Linked DNA regions of Homo sapiens: all the other regions are linked to region 3. Evidence: read pairs that join two places in POLR2A ChIA-PET (ENCODE). Cell type or tissue: MCF 10A. All regions are shown on one strand.

Region 1 (5,000 bases), 110 kb before region 3:
AAAAGTTTTGGATTTTGGAGCATTTTGGATTTCAGATTTTCAGATTTGGGATGCCCAACCCAAACAGATTGAATCTGATTCTCTATTCAATTTGTTGCAATGTTGTTTTGGTTGAAGTCTATAAAGAAAATCCAACTTCACACAGAAAGAGGATGAGTATTTTTAATACCTTCTTTGATATTATACCAAAACTCTGTAAGTGTTAGTTTCTTAAAGGTTAATTGCATTGTGGAATCTGAAATGAGCTTTTTAAAAAAACTAAACCTTTGATACATTAAAATCAGTTGGTCTGTTTTGCACTTTTTTTCAGTGGATCTTTCATCCATGCATGATTTTGGTTTTTGTTTGAGAGAGAGTCTTACTCTGTCACCCAGGCTGGGGTGCAGTGGCACAATCTCAGCTCACTGCAACTTCCACCTCCCAAGTATCTGGGATCAGAGATGCGTGCCACTATGCTCAGCTAATTTTTTGTGTTTTTGGTAGAAATGGGGTCTCACCATGTTGTCCAGGCTCTGGTATCAAACTCCTGAGCTTAAGCGATCTGCCTGCCTTAGCCTCCCAAAGTGCTGGGATTACAGGCGTGAGCCACTGCACCTGGCCTACCCATGTATGATTCTGTTATACCATTGGTCATTTCAAAACTAAGGCAGATCTTCTCATATAACTTTCATCACTGTCACTCTGATCTCATCAGGAAAGTCTTTAAGTATTGGCGAAGCTGGCAAGATTATGTGGCAGATGCAAAAAGTCTTCCAAAATGCTTGAAAGCTCAAATTTCATCATTGGCAATAAGTACTGTCAATTGTTTTCCTCAAAGAAACAGGCTCAACTTTGTTCATTTTTAATGTCTGCCAGATACCCAAGTCAGAATAACTACAGTTTGTGAATTGTTCTTTCAAGTAAAAATGGTAGTCCATGAAAAAAAAGCTAGCTCAGCTTGCAACTCAATTACACAAGTGCTTTTCTTCTAGACAGCCATTGTACTTAAGTGTGCAGTGGACTGCTTCCTGGGTACTTCCCATTTTATCACAAAGAACATCAAAAAGACCCATGCTCAAGGGTCAAGATTTAATGAACGTAATAATTCTGACTGCTTGCTTCATTAACGACAATCATAAAGGAAACGCTTAAAAAAAAATAACGTGTGGTAGTGAAGAATGCAGTGACTACTAGTTTCATTTGCTGTCACTGCTTTGGTTAGTGCGAAGGCGCCAGCAGTTTCCCCATAATTGCTTTTGCACCATCAGTGCAAATGTCAGCACAGTGAAAAGACAATGTCTTTGTGTTATTCTAAAAATAGTTCTGACCTCTGAGAGGGTCTTGGGGACTCCCAGGAATCTAGTAAACACACTTTGAGAACCCTTGATAGAGGTGCCTTGGGCCTCCCTCCCAGCATTGTCGTTTTAGTGCCAGGCATTAACATGTTTGTATTTCACGACGATTTAGTAATACAATCTGGACTATCTCTTTATGAGACGGGCAATGTTGTCATGATTCTAGGTAGAAGAACGGAGAGTCCACAGTGCAGGCAGTTATTCAGTATTCATCTAAGAGTCTTCAGCTCCTCCGGTGTGCTGGTCCCTATGAGATGCTGAAGCACAACCTCCCTCCATCCTTGCTCATCCAAGTATTTTCCTGCTTTTGAGGCACGGCTTAAACGCTTTCCATGGTCCTCTGAGTAGGAAGTGATTTCGTTTGTGCTTCGTATAGGACTTACTATATTGCATGCTCAAGTTTTTTGTTTGCTTCTTGTCAATCCCTTCATTGCTTAAGACCAAAATGAGGTACTATTTTTCCTGTAATCTACGTGTAGTCCAAAAAAGGCGGGCTGTTTTGTAAATATTTGTCTCTATGTAAGGAAATCAAAACTGAAAGCGGAGTAACACCAAGTATGCCCGTTTCTTGAGCTCAAGCACTGGAAGGATCAAAAGTAGCGAACGTGGTTTACTGCCGCGGTCTTGTTCCTGCTCACTGCCGCCTCTGGGGGCCCCATATTCAACAAATATTCAAATTGGAGCTGGAGTTCTGAGCGGCTGGGTACTGTGTATTCCAGCGGTGGGTGTCTGTACGTAGTTAGAACCTGGCAAGAGAGCACTCTCGAGGAGCCCGCAGGCGGGGCTCGGCCGGGGACCAGCAGGGCTTGTCGGCGCCCAGGCTCTGCCCCCTACCCGACCCTGCCTGCCGCTTGCCGCCTGCCTTTGGCTAGGGCCGCCGAGCGCCCTGCCCATTTAAGTAGGCGGGCCGTACCACCGCAACTTTCTTGACAGGGGGTATCCCGGCGGACTCGGACAACTTCAAGTGAGCCCAGAGGCAATTTCTTTTCCTTTCTAACTGTGGCCCGCGTTGTGCTGTTGCTGGGCAGGCGTTGGGCGCCGGCGGTCTTCGAGCGTGGGGGCCCGCTGGCTTTCCCTTCTCAGAAACTGCGCCGGGGGCGCTCGCTTGCCCCGGATTCGGACGCGGCGCTCCCCGGGCTCGTCTGAAGTGCAGATCGCCGCAGAGGCCCCAGTGCCCGGATGTCCATCAGGATTAGCGCGAGCCAATACGGGCCGAGCCCGGGGCTGCGCCGAGGACGCCCGGGGCTCGAGAGCAGGTAGTCCCGTAACATCGGGGCGCCGCGCCGGGACGCGTCCCCGCCCGGCTCCGCCAAATGGTGAGCGCGGCGCTGGCAGCAGGGCCCGCGGGGTGAAGGCGCTCATGGACGGAAGACCCCTGGCTCTATAAGCTGAATTATGGCAGCCCAGTCAAGGTAAGCCGTGCACCGGAGAAACTTTTCAAACGCGTTCGTGGCGAGGGGAGCTGAAGGTTGCGGGGGAGGGCAGGGTGCGGGGAAGGAGACGGACAGGAAGCAGCTTTGTCATTGCCTTCTCATCATTCCCGAGGCTGTGGCTTGACTAAATGTCAGATAAAAAGCAGTTTGGAGAACATGCTGGACAATTTCTGCACAGCGGAGAGAGGGATGGAGTTAAAGTGAAGATTAAAGTTAGATAGCCCCCTTCTTCCCCCAGAACTGTTATTTTCCGGGACATTAAGTTGATTTCACTTGTCCGCCCTTGCCCAAATTTCCATTTAGATTCTTTGTGCGCCTACCCCTCGGTTTTCTGGATTTCTTGCTGTTGTCTCGAGGGGAAGTTTAGAAATACGATTAATGTAAAACATAGTTCACCTTGGAGAGGGTGGGTGAGAATTTGCCTGGTGAGTGAAAATTTTACTGCTAGAATGTACGATTCCACATAAAACGGCCCCGCTTACGTGAATCTGCTGAGTAGGCAAAGACCGGGAACGCGCCGGGGTGGTGAAGGGGAGAGAGGATAATGAACTGCAGTTGCTGTCAGAGGAGCGCTATTGTAAGAACCTGAAGCCCCGTCTTTCCATGGTTTGTTACTGTTTTTGTAATGAGCGTTGAAGAAGAGTGATGACAAGGCATTAGTGATTATTATGAGATCCAAACTGTTCTGTGCGATTTTATTTTAGTTTTGACAGCAGTTGGTGCTAAGGGAGACTTAGGAGTTATATATACATTCTCTTTCAACTGTGTTTTGCTAGAAAGCAGTTTGGTCTCACATATTTAAAGTAGTAGGGTTCTTCAAGCTGATATTTGATGTAGAACAGTGATTTTGGGAGGTCTCAGAAGACTTAACACGTCTGAAGACTCAGATCATGGAGAGAAATGGATGTTAAATGTTCATGTTTGGGCTGGATGAGACAATGTTTTTTTCCTACGAAATAGAACTTTCTAGGAAGGAAAGAGCTTCTCTGTATAAAGTACCTCCTATGTGCTACCTGCTTTTTATATTTCTTCTTCTCAACACAGTGGTTTATCCTCTGCTTCCATTTTATTGAGTTTTAAGAAAGTGGTTCTTAATCTGGGGCCAAGTAGTAGAACTTGGATGAGAAACACAAGTTGTGTCTCTATTTTTGTTAACCTCTAGCTGAAATTTAGTGTTTTTTTTTTTTTTAAGTAGGACTAGAGATAAAACTATAGTACCAGTCCTTGTGATGTTATCACAATAGAAACTATATGTCTTTTCATAATCTTAATACAATTGTTGCAGATGTCTTCAAACACCTTTTGTGCTCTCCACTCAGGAAATTAAGGAACTGCTTTATCTTGCTTAATTCAGTAGTAAAGAAAAACACTACTGTACCATTGATTTCTTTTAAATATTTTAATAGGTGCTTGTCTATATAATCTGGTACCTTTGTATTCTTATGTATTTTATTTAATGTATTTAAAAACATTTTTCTGATAGTGCTGTTATTGTCAGACTGCTACAGAGGTCCATGGCAGAAAATTAAGATTAAGATACCTTGATCTAAGAAGTTAGTAAATGCTGTGTGACAGATCTCAGTAATATAGCGCAGGGATTTGTACCCAGGTGTGAGAGATTCAATGCCAGCGCTCTTAAACTAATGATAAAAATAAAATGAGACACAAGCTAAATTGGACACTGCTGTGTGCCAGGCACAGCATTAAGCAGCTTTAATTGGATTAGCTCTGACTCTTCTCAGGCACCTAAATGGGTAAGTACTTTTATTATCCACATTTGTTAGTTGAGGAAACTGAGGTCCAGCCTGGCTGTTTCTTGCCTGAGGTCACAAAGGTGGAGCAACGCCTGACTCCAGATCTGCTTTGCACACTTCCTCCCTTATGCTTCCTCTTTAATGCTGAGGTGAGATGTTAAAGGGAGCTGCCAAGCCTCAGTATAACAGTACAAAGAATGATTCCTGCTAAAATTGGTTGTTTGTAATATGTAATAATCCTGAGTTATCAGTGTGGTGGTTCAACTTGCCAGCAATTAAAATAGGAGAATTGTGCTTATTTCTGATCCTCTACCCCACCTTCCGACATGCCCTGGAACTAGGAACAAAGCCACAAGACTGTTATGTCTGTTGTTTTCTTAGTCTGTGTGTTGGGAGTATATCTCACATTTTGTAAATGTGCATTTTCTTTGGTTACACCTGGAATGTGGTCCAAGCTCATTCAGATAATTGTGCTCTGT
Region 2 (5,000 bases), 190 kb before region 3:
TCACAATACTTAATATTACTCCTTTGTCTTCTTGCAGCACATGTGCTGTTGAGAAATCTAATATCAATATGATCCTTGTTCCTTCATAGATAACATGTTCTTTCTTTCTAGAAGATTTCAGAATTTCTTCTTTATGTATGTTACTTTGACATTTCATTCTAATGTATCTAGTGTGGATCTTTCCTTTTCTCTTTGGCACCTTTATAAACTTTTCAATCTGAAATCATTCATCTTAAATTATAAGAAATTTAATGTTATTTCTTTGACTATATCATCTTTTTTTTTCCTTTTTTTTTTTTTTTTTCTGAGACAGAGTCTTACTCTGTCGCCCAGGCTGGAGTGCAATGGCACGATCTCAGCTCACTGCAACCTCTGCCTCCCAGATTGAAGCAATTCTCCTGCCTCAGCCTCCCGAGTAGGTGGGATTACAGGCTCCCACCACCACGCCTGGCTAATTTTTTGTATTTTTTAGTAGAGATGGGCTTTTGCCATGTTGACCAGGCTGGTCTTGAACTCCTGACCTCAGGTGATCTGCCCACCTTGGCCTCCCAAAGTGTTGGGATTACAGGCGTGAGCCGCCGTGCCTGGCCTATGTCCTCTTCTTCCTTTTTGTTTCTAATTTCCCCTCTTGGGACTCACATAGGTGCTGACACTTGTACTTCCATCCTGTCATGCTGGACCCGTTGACTTCATTAGGGATGGTACCATGTTTGAGAGGCCGAAGAAGAGACTTGGAACCTGCAAACAAGACAGGGTTTATTGAGGAGACTTAAATACAGGGTGGTCTAGTGTTGGTGGGCTGGACAGGAGAACCACAACCAATTGTAAAAAGCATGCAATTTATATAGCATTTTCACTTAACACACTTCCCCTAGCAACCTCCACCTGGCAATGTTCATTTAACCCAAAACAAAAGAGGGCCTCCATCCCCTGTACAGCCTGCATTCCAGGGAATAGGCTGCAGGTTATGGTCCTCATAGATAAGGAATGAATCTCCGGGTTGGCCACTCCTAGATTCCTTAGCTTGGAACTCCAAACACACATTCTTCTTAGACGATAGGGTCATTCTCAGGGTATGCTTACGTTATTGCTGTCAGGTGAGTCTGCCATACAGGGTCATTCTCTGGGTATACTTACGTTATTGCTGTCAGGTGCATCTGCCATACCGGGTCATTCTCAGGGTATGTTTATGTTATTGTTGTCACATGTGCCTGCCGTACAATCCTCCATATTTCTTTGATATGTTTTATGCATTATCATTTCCTGCTGGCTTTTCCATCTGTTTAGCTGTGAGTTTTTAGAGGAGGGCCTCAACAAACCATGGGAAACTACAACCTAACACCCACTTTTGTAAATAAAGTTTTGTTGGAATAATCATATTCATTCTCTATGTACTGCCTATGGCTGCCTTTGTGCTATAATAGCAGAGTTGAGTAGTTGTGACAGAGACCATGTGGCCCATAAAACTTAAAATGTTTACTATCTGGCCCTTTACAGAAAAAGTATGCCCACCCCCATTCTAGAAGATAGGAGTCATCTTGTTCTATTTTCCCTCCTAAGGGCCTAGAATGTACCCTGCCCAGGCTTGTTGAATGAATGAATACATGAATAAATAAGCTTCAAAGGACAGATATATCAAAAGGTGGAGGCCGGGCATGGTGACTCATGTGTGTAATCTCAGCACTTTTGGGAGGCTGAGGTGGGAGAATTGCTTGAACCCAGCATGGGCCACATAGCAAGATCCAGTCATGTGTTTTTGTTTTTGTTTTTGTTTTTATTACAGGTAGAACTAGAGCATTCTAGCTAAAGGGAACAGAAATAGAATAAGTAAATACGTACAAGTGAAAATCAAGGGCAGCTTTCCAGTAGAGCAAAATGTCTAGCAAAAGTGAAGTCAGAAAGACTGGTTTAAGAAATATTCTGGGGCCAGGCATGGTGACTCATGCCTGTAATCCCAGCACTTTGGGAGGCCGAGGCGGGTGGATCATGAGGTCAGCATTTCAAGACCAGCCTGGCCAAAATGCAAAATGGTGAAACCCTGTCTCTACTAAAAACACAAAAATTAGCCAGGCGTGGTGGTGGGCGCCTGCAATCCCAGCTACTCAGGAGGCTGAGGTAGAGAATTGCTTGAACCCGGGAGGTGGAGGTTGCAGTGTGCCGAGATCACGCCACTGCACTCCAGCCTGGGCAACAAGAGCGAGGCTCCATTTCAAAAAAAAAAAAAAATTCTGGAAAGCCTGGAGTCTAGAATGAGGAGTTGATACTGAATTCCCTTTGCAATTGCCACATATATCACATGACCAGAGGTATAATTAAGGAAGATTCATCTGAGAGTGGAGGTTGCTGTAATGGTGAAGTTCTAAAGAGCTGACTCAGAATGGTGATGGAAAGTTTCTGAGAGACAATGCAGCTGGGTGGAAAGAGATGGGCTTCACAGCCAAACATCTACAACCCAGCCCCACAACATCCCAACTGTGTGACGTTAGGCAGTTGCTCAATCTTTCTGATTCGTAGCTATTTGTCAAACATGGTGATTCAGTGAGGATCCAGTTACAAAAATAACACTCATGCCAGGTAGTTCAGTGGAGAAAATTTAATACTGAAAGACCCAAAAGGGGAAGGTGAGACTATTCAGGCATTAAGCAACTGCCACCCTAAGGTGGGGACTAAGGGAGAACTTAGTGTTACAGGAGCTCAGGAGGCAGGGCTGTTCATTGGGATCTGTAGAAGCTGGGGCTATGGGGGAGGTGCTGCCACTGGGCCAGAGCCATTGCCCAGAGCAGAGAAAGAAGAGAAATGCCCAGGAGTTGCCTCTCTTCCTGCCCTTCTATCTCCTCCCAGTGCCTTCCATTGGCCAAACCCACCCAGAAGCCAGTTTCCCAGCAAAGAAGCCCTGAAAAGGTGGTTTGGGAGAATCTACCCCGTGACTGAAGGCAGAGTAGAGGAAGGGCACCTAGACTAGACTAGACTAGATTTGAGGCAAACGAGCAGATGACCTGTGCCATCTATCTCTGACTTGGGGTTGTGTTGAAGCAGGCTGAGCTGACACTGTGGGCTTCCACGTAGTATACAATCAGTAAATGGTAAATGTTCTTTTTTTCTTTTTACATCTCCATCCTCATTTTTTACCATTCGTCCCCAAATTCAGACATATTGATGTCTTTTTAGTTTCTAAAGGTCACTATGAACTCTATGACTTTGGGACCTGTGGATATTTAACTCCCTCTGCCCACGAAGTTTCATGTCCCCGTTTGATCACACACATTTTCCCCAACTTCCTCTTTTCTTTTCTTCTTTCAAAAATTTTTTTTCTTCCTCCTTCCCTCTCCTTCTCTCTTCTCCCTCTTTTGTTTTAGAATTCATCTTAGTTACTACCTCTGCCAGGATGCCTTCCCCAAGTCCTTTAGTGTTTGTTGGATGTCCCTGTCTGTGCTCTGATAACCTCCTATGCTCTATCATGTGTGCCTCTAGCCTAGCACTGAGCAAGACATAGATTTATTTTTTCTTTCCGTATGAGTTTTCTGTCGCTGCATAACAAATTACCACAAACTCAGCAGTCTAAAACAACACTCATTCATTACCTGACAATTTCCATAGGTTGGACTTGCGGCATGTTTTACCTGGGTCCTCTGCTCGGGATCTCACTAGGCTGAAATCAAGGTGTAGCCAGATGTATCTTCATCTGGAGGCTTGACTAGGGAAAGTTCATTTTCAAGTTCCCTTGGCACAATCCATTTCTTATGACTGTGGCCTTTTTTTATTTTATTTTTTATTTTTACTAGCTGTTGGCCAGAGGCCACCCTCAGCTCCCAGAGGATGCTTTCAAGTCCTTGCTATATGGCCTCTATACAGCATGGTAATTTGCTCCTTTAGGGCCAACAGAAGAGAAGCTGCTGCAGCTTTGGATCTCTCTGACTTACTCCTTCTTTGGCTCCTAGATCCTCTTTTCAAAAAAGAGCTCACCTGGTTCAGTCAGACCCAACCACACTCAAGGAGAGGAAATGAAATCATGTGGGATTGGGAATCTTGGGAGCCATCTTAGACTTCTGCCTACCACACTCTCCTTCTAGATACGAACTCTCTGAGAACAAGGTTATTCTCTTACTTCTCTTTATATCCCCAGAACTGAGCAGAATTAGTACCTGACAGTAGCTATTTAATACAAGAATAAAGACATAAAACAAAAAAAGGGAAGAAAACTCATAAGGAAGGGAGAGATTTAAGAGGAAAGTTAAATATGACTTGGTAATAATGGACACTTGAATCAGAATCCCGAGTCTATAATGGCACCATTAACAAAAGTTGAGAACCAAATAACAGGAATTGGGTAGTATAAGTTCCACGTTAGATACATTGAATTTATTTTGCCTGTGGGACAACCACATGGAATTTCTTGCAAACCAATGAGGGTGATAGTCTGGAACTTAGAAGAGAGATGTGGGTTGGGATGAAACAAAGTATTGAGTGCTGAGTTCTTGAAGTTGTGACATAGTCTTTAGGGTGCTCTTACCTCCAATCCTGCTCCACCGGGGCACTGTTACTTAGCTTTTCTAGTCTAACCCTCTCTATTATTTCTTTTCCTTCCCACTTCTCAACTATTTGACTTTCCCATAATCATTCAGGTTTCCTTTTCCTCTTCTTATTTAGTCCTCCAGATATAACTGTCAGCATGAAAACCCCATTGCCAGCTCCCTTGAGCCTGCTGATGTGAATTTCACACTGATAGACACTAGTTGAAACACTTATACTAATCTAATTTTGTGTATAGTGTTAAGAACATGGCCTTCAGCCATGGAAGAGCTGAGTTCAAATTCTACTTCTACTATTTAATTGGTTATGTAATCATGATCAAGATGAAATATCTCTCTGAGGTTATAACTTCTTTATTCATGAACTAGACAATATACCCACATTTTCAAGGAGATTAAATAAAGTTATATGTGTACAATGTCTGGGAAATTGTGGAAACTCAGTTAAATCCCTACATTTGTTTTGGGGGA
Region 3 (5,000 bases):
GCACTCCAGCATGGGCAACAGAGTAAGACCCTGTCTCTAAAAAAAGAAAAATAAACACGTAACGTGCATAGAGCTACATGTGTGAGCCTTGCATTGTTCTAGGAGCTCATAGAGATAATTCCTCACTTCATTCAGTCATCTTACAGATTCCTTTCAAATGAAGGATAGTCTGTCTTAATTGTCATTTAGATGAATAACTGAATAAGGAGGTGCATTCATTCAAATCTTTTTTACTTTTTCTAAATAATCGCTTTGCTGACCAAGACACTTCAACTTTTTTGGGAAAGACATTCCAGTGCTATCATTTATGCGTTTTGAAGAGTGAGGAAGGGAAGTTATGATGTGTAGTAGGAAAATGCAGTTTTATTGCAGGGAGTGATTGGTTCAGTCCTTCCCTTCCATCCAAGATCTGACTGTCTTTTCTTGGGTTATTGCTCCAGATCAGCACCCCTAGTTATCGTTCAAAATGAAAGCTCATCCCTTCTGATTGACTAAGGCCACTTACATCTAAATTTCTTCGTGCCTGTTAGTTACCCTGAGGAGAGCACCACAACCATATGCATGTGATAGCTTAGGCTGTTCTGAATCATGCGTTCCCTCACCAAAGAGAAAAACAAGTGGATGAATTTCCCTTTTCTGTAGCACTCACCCCAGTGAACATAACCTGTCTGCACAGCAAGTCCCTGGGCCTGATCTTGGTACAAACTTGAATTGGTGTCCCTTGTGTCTTTTTCATATTGAATCTCCTTCCGAGGCGAATCACAGGGAAGTCCCTGAATTTCCCCAAAGACTGCTTCTCCAGTTTTCTGTGTTGCATGTGCTACCAAGCTCATTTGCTTCCTTTTGGAAGAGGATAATAGAGCCTTAGAATTTAGGTGCGGAAAGAACCTTAGTGGTCCCTTGATCAGCTGCCACCTTTTATAGATGAGATCCAAAAAGGCACTAACATGGCTTGACTGCTGAGTAAAAATAGATCTGCAGCTCAGGCATGCTGCCTCCTCCCAGTCCCGTGAGCTTTCCTCTTTTTCACATGTGTTTTCTCCGTACAAGTGTCTGTTGGGAGGATTCTCAAGAGGCGCACAAGGTCGGCGTACTGGCTCTGGCGCTGCCGGTGAATAAGGTGGTTACCGCGTCAGCCCCGGCTTGGTTCCTCCACGGCCCCCACCACTGCCACTCAGTGCCCACACACATTCCTACTCCACTTTAGCTACTCCTGCAGATGCTCCCATCTTCCTTCACAGCCAAACTCCTGGTTCACTACATCTTTCCATCTGCTAGAATCTCTATGGCACCAAATAAGTGTCAGTTCTGGAAAAAGCCACCTTTTCCCTGCTTCCTACAAGTGTCTGCTTGGTGAGCTGGCTGCACGGCAGCGCAGCCTGCCGAGAGGCTTTCCCTGACGGAAACTGACTTGGCCCCTTGCAAGCCCATGTCTTCCTTTTATGGCCTTCACTCTTGCCCTGTGCTCCACTGTGGGTGGAGCAGCATCTGGCAGAGATGATCAGGGCTGCCTGACCCAACAGGTTAAGAAAAGCAAACAAGTCTGTGAGGACCAATTCGTCAGCCGGCAGCCTCCCTTTGTGGAAGGTGAGGCACCATCCTTGAGACAACTAACCTAGTAGAAAAAGAATTTCTGAAACCCAGACCTTAAGCCAGATTCCCTGAAGTGGGGATGACCTGGGGATAAACCACAGGGCAAAGGGACTCCTTTTTCCTCCTGAAGAGAGAGTATCACCTCATCTGAATGGCTTCTTGACCCAGAAAAATCTAAAGAACAGCATGCCTCCTGTTTTACGGCAGGTCTTGTTCTTGGAATTTTGGTCTGCATTTCTGCTCACCCAATATTGCATGGCTCCCATGTTAATGACCCTTTCCTACATCCATCCACTTAAAGTTGTAATGCAGTCCTGCATCCAGTGCCCTCAGCTGTGTCCCTGAGCTGTTAAGCTGAATTTCTGTGCCAACTGACAAATACCGAGTGCCTACTCTGGGGAAGCCTCTGTGGCTGTTCCAGACAGAAGATGACAAAGTTCTAAGTGCATAGTGTACAAAAAACCACTAACTTCATGCCCGCTGGCTTGATCTCAACAGTTAAGCAAAATCAGCAGAAGGGGACTTTTGCTTTATTTAGTTTGATGGCTTCCTTTCTACCAGCTTATAGAATATTATCTGCTTCTAGGTTGCTAAATATCAATATAAAGCATATTATTCCAGTAAGTGCCAATGCAGTTGTTAGATGCTGGCGCTGAAGTTAGTGCTCACTGCATTCTCTCTTGTTGGCTGTCTACTTGAGTCACCGATTGGCACAGCCAGAGCTATAACCAGTCTGTGAGGATTGATTTGCCCTGACTTGTATCTTCATGTGTGGTCTATAAGGTCTGCCAGATTGGCTTATAGTCACAACCAGCATGTCCTAAGCAAAATGAAACTATATGAACAAAAATCAGCTCTCATTTCACTGCTAGACTTTGGTGTTTTCTTTAAGAAGTAGCCTTGTTAATGCTTAGTTTTGCCTTGGGGGCCTTAATGTGTCATTAACTGCCTGGAAATACCTTTCATTTAAAAAAGTATACTTTAGTACCTAATGTTCAATTTAGTATCGATCTGGATATTTTAGCAAATTTTGACTTTTCAAAGACAAAGTTTCTGTCTTGTAATGTTTCTTGGGCCGGCTATACTGCCTTTCATCTAAAACTCACTACAGTTCACTGGGCCGTTTGGTAACAGGGTAACCTGGGCATAATTAGGTGCTTGATTGACAAGAGAGTTACCAGTACCAGAAGTCAGGTTCTATTTTAACCCCATCATTTCCAATTGATTGTTTTTCTCTCCACCATTATTCACTGTCTCTCAAGTGTTAGCACTCTGAGTTGTTGAACGGAGGTTTGTATGCTGCGCAGAGCCCTGTCGCAATGCCCCAGCAAGCTTCTTGTTGGCATGTGGCCACTCTAAATTGTGCTCCAGGATCTGCTATGGGTCCATGCTTGCAGGAGAAACAGCTGTGTAGAATTTCCTATTGCATTTCATTTGTGGGTTTAGAACTCGGTTGCTTATTTCATATTGTCTCCCTTTTCAGTCCTTCAAGGTACATTTTTCCAACTTCTCTAATGAATTATTACATTTCTGAGTAGCTGATATGTTTTTATCTTATCTAAGCAGTATATTTATAATTCCTTCTTTGCATTGGCTAATCTGATTAGTAGTTCAGAACCCAATTTTCAGATTGTCTATAGCAAACTGTGAAGAACTGTGCTGTCAAGTAGAAATAGAATATAAGCCACATATGTAATTTAAACTTTTCTAATACCACATTAAAAACTATAAAAGGGGAGGAAATGGAAAATTAGTAAAAAAAAAAAAAAAAAAAAAAAAATTCTTTTTGAGACAGTCTCATTCTGATGCCCAGGCTGGAGTGCAGTGGCGCAATCTCAGCTCACTGCACCCTCCACCTCCTGGGTTCTAGTGATTCTTGGCCTCAGCTTCCTGAGTAGCTGGGACTACAGGCACGCACCACCACACTCGACTAATTTTTATGTTTTTAGTAGAGATGGAGTTTCACAATGTTGGCCAGACTGGTCTTGAACTCCTGACCTCAAGTCATCCATCCACCTTGGCCTCCCAAAGTGCTGGGATTACAGGCATGAGCCACCGCGCCCAGCCTAACATTTTAATAATTATATCTAATCCAGTATACCTAAAAGATTACTTTAATCAACTCCCAAAATATGTAAGTCTGTTATACATCAGTAAAAAAATCAATATAAAAATATTACATTCTCTTTTTTCTACTAAGTCATTTCAGACTAACACCATTCAAGTTCAGGTGCTCCCTAGATGTGGCTGTGGCTGCAGCTGCCAGATGGTAGCATGCAGGACAGTGAGAACTGATAGCCTCCCGAGGGTACGAGCCTTCACTTGGCCTTAATTTATTTCTTCCTCCTGTATTTTCCCTTCTTAACATTCTCACTTGTGCACATGCCGCAAGATTAAAAACAGGTATCTTTGTAAGCCACTCTGAAGGAAGCCGTTTTGAAACAAGACACTGCATAAATGAATAAAAGTGTCTTTTCCAAAGGAGCCTGTGAAGGGCTGGATGGATGTGCAGATGCAGGCACACTGATTTGTAGGATGCCAGGAGAAGGGAATTTTGTTTTTTTTCTGTTTTCTATTATTTTGTGTGGAGCCAGGCTGCTTATTGGTGTCTGGGCAGATTTGGAGCCTACACATCTTAAATTATTCATTTTTCTTAAACTCGGGAGGAGAGGAAGACACAGGAAAACTGGGACCTCCCACAGTTAATTTGAAGTTTTTTATTTTTTAAGAGAGGATTTCAGGTTTGTTAGGGATTGTCCTAAATTGACTGGTGTCCCAGATTTCTAACTTGGTGACCTGACACTTAGGAAGTTTCGTTCTAAATGCACATGAGAATTAATTGAAGGGTCTCACCCATCACTTACCTGCCACCTGCTAGACAGTATGTGGGCTTCCTCCTGAACCCAGAGCCATGGGAAGGAGGCCGTCAGGGAGTCTGCATGTCAGACTCCTTAGAAAGCTGGTGTATGTGCTAACAAGTGAGGCACAAGAATGCAAGAAAGACTTTCATCGTGGAAGAATTCTGTGTTGTTTTAGTGATTAAATGTATTTAGCACTTTAGTTGGTATAAATGGATGCTTTGAAGGTACTTAAATTCTTTTTTCTTTTTTTTAACCCTACTTTCAAGCTACCAAGTTAGAGATACTTAAATTCAATAGTGACAGATTCCCTTTTCCTTACTCCCACTAAAATATTTACAGTCTTTTCAGGGTTTTTTGAAAAATAAAAACATGTTTCTGTATATGGAGAGATATAAAGACAGTATTAAAAAAATTGAATCAGTGGAGGGGAAAAAATGTTAGCTAGAATCCCAGAGCAATTGTTTCTATTGTTGTTATATATCTTTGTAGTCCTTTCTGTAAAATACACGGGATTTTGTAGACGGTTTCCTTTCAACATTGTACTTA

The links. ChIA-PET counts read pairs that join two places held together with the same protein. Peaks named below come from ENCODE experiments on the same cell type or tissue, not always from the same donor. Only the 100,000 strongest peaks of a DNase experiment are listed, where the experiment ranks them.
Region 1: POLR2A ChIA-PET joins it to region 3 with 63 read pairs; 9 of 35 experiments call an interaction of 5 or more read pairs at or near these places.
Region 2: POLR2A ChIA-PET joins it to region 3 with 61 read pairs; 10 of 35 experiments call an interaction of 5 or more read pairs at or near these places.

The regions. Positions count from the first base shown.
Region 1 is chr4:87,004,679-87,009,678 of GRCh38, forward strand. The region is part of intron 2 of AFF1 (ALF transcription elongation factor 1); the gene reads left to right. Among named protein-coding and RNA genes, the nearest start is that of AFF1, 72 kb to the left of the region's middle. RefSeq lists enhancers at 1,338-1,387, 1,758-1,907, 2,378-2,457 and silencers at 2,138-2,247, 3,119-3,413, 4,561-4,610. In MCF 10A, a CTCF peak has its summit at 2,005; DNase peaks (open chromatin) are centred at 2,213, 2,503 and 3,293.
Region 2 is chr4:86,925,589-86,930,588 of GRCh38, forward strand. It overlaps AFF1-AS1 (AFF1 antisense RNA 1), which reads right to left. Exons shown (of 3, transcript NR_038841.1): 3 at 1-738. It also overlaps a transcript of C4orf36 not described here. Among named protein-coding and RNA genes, the nearest start is that of AFF1-AS1, 6.8 kb to the right of the region's middle. In MCF 10A, no CTCF peak of the experiment used is centred here; DNase peaks (open chromatin) are centred at 1,633 and 2,473.
Region 3 is chr4:87,119,534-87,124,533 of GRCh38, forward strand. The region is part of intron 12 of AFF1 (ALF transcription elongation factor 1); the gene reads left to right. Among named protein-coding and RNA genes, the nearest start is that of KLHL8, 99 kb to the right of the region's middle. RefSeq lists an enhancer at 598-1,173. In MCF 10A, no CTCF peak of the experiment used is centred here; DNase peaks (open chromatin) are centred at 1,498, 2,338 and 2,938.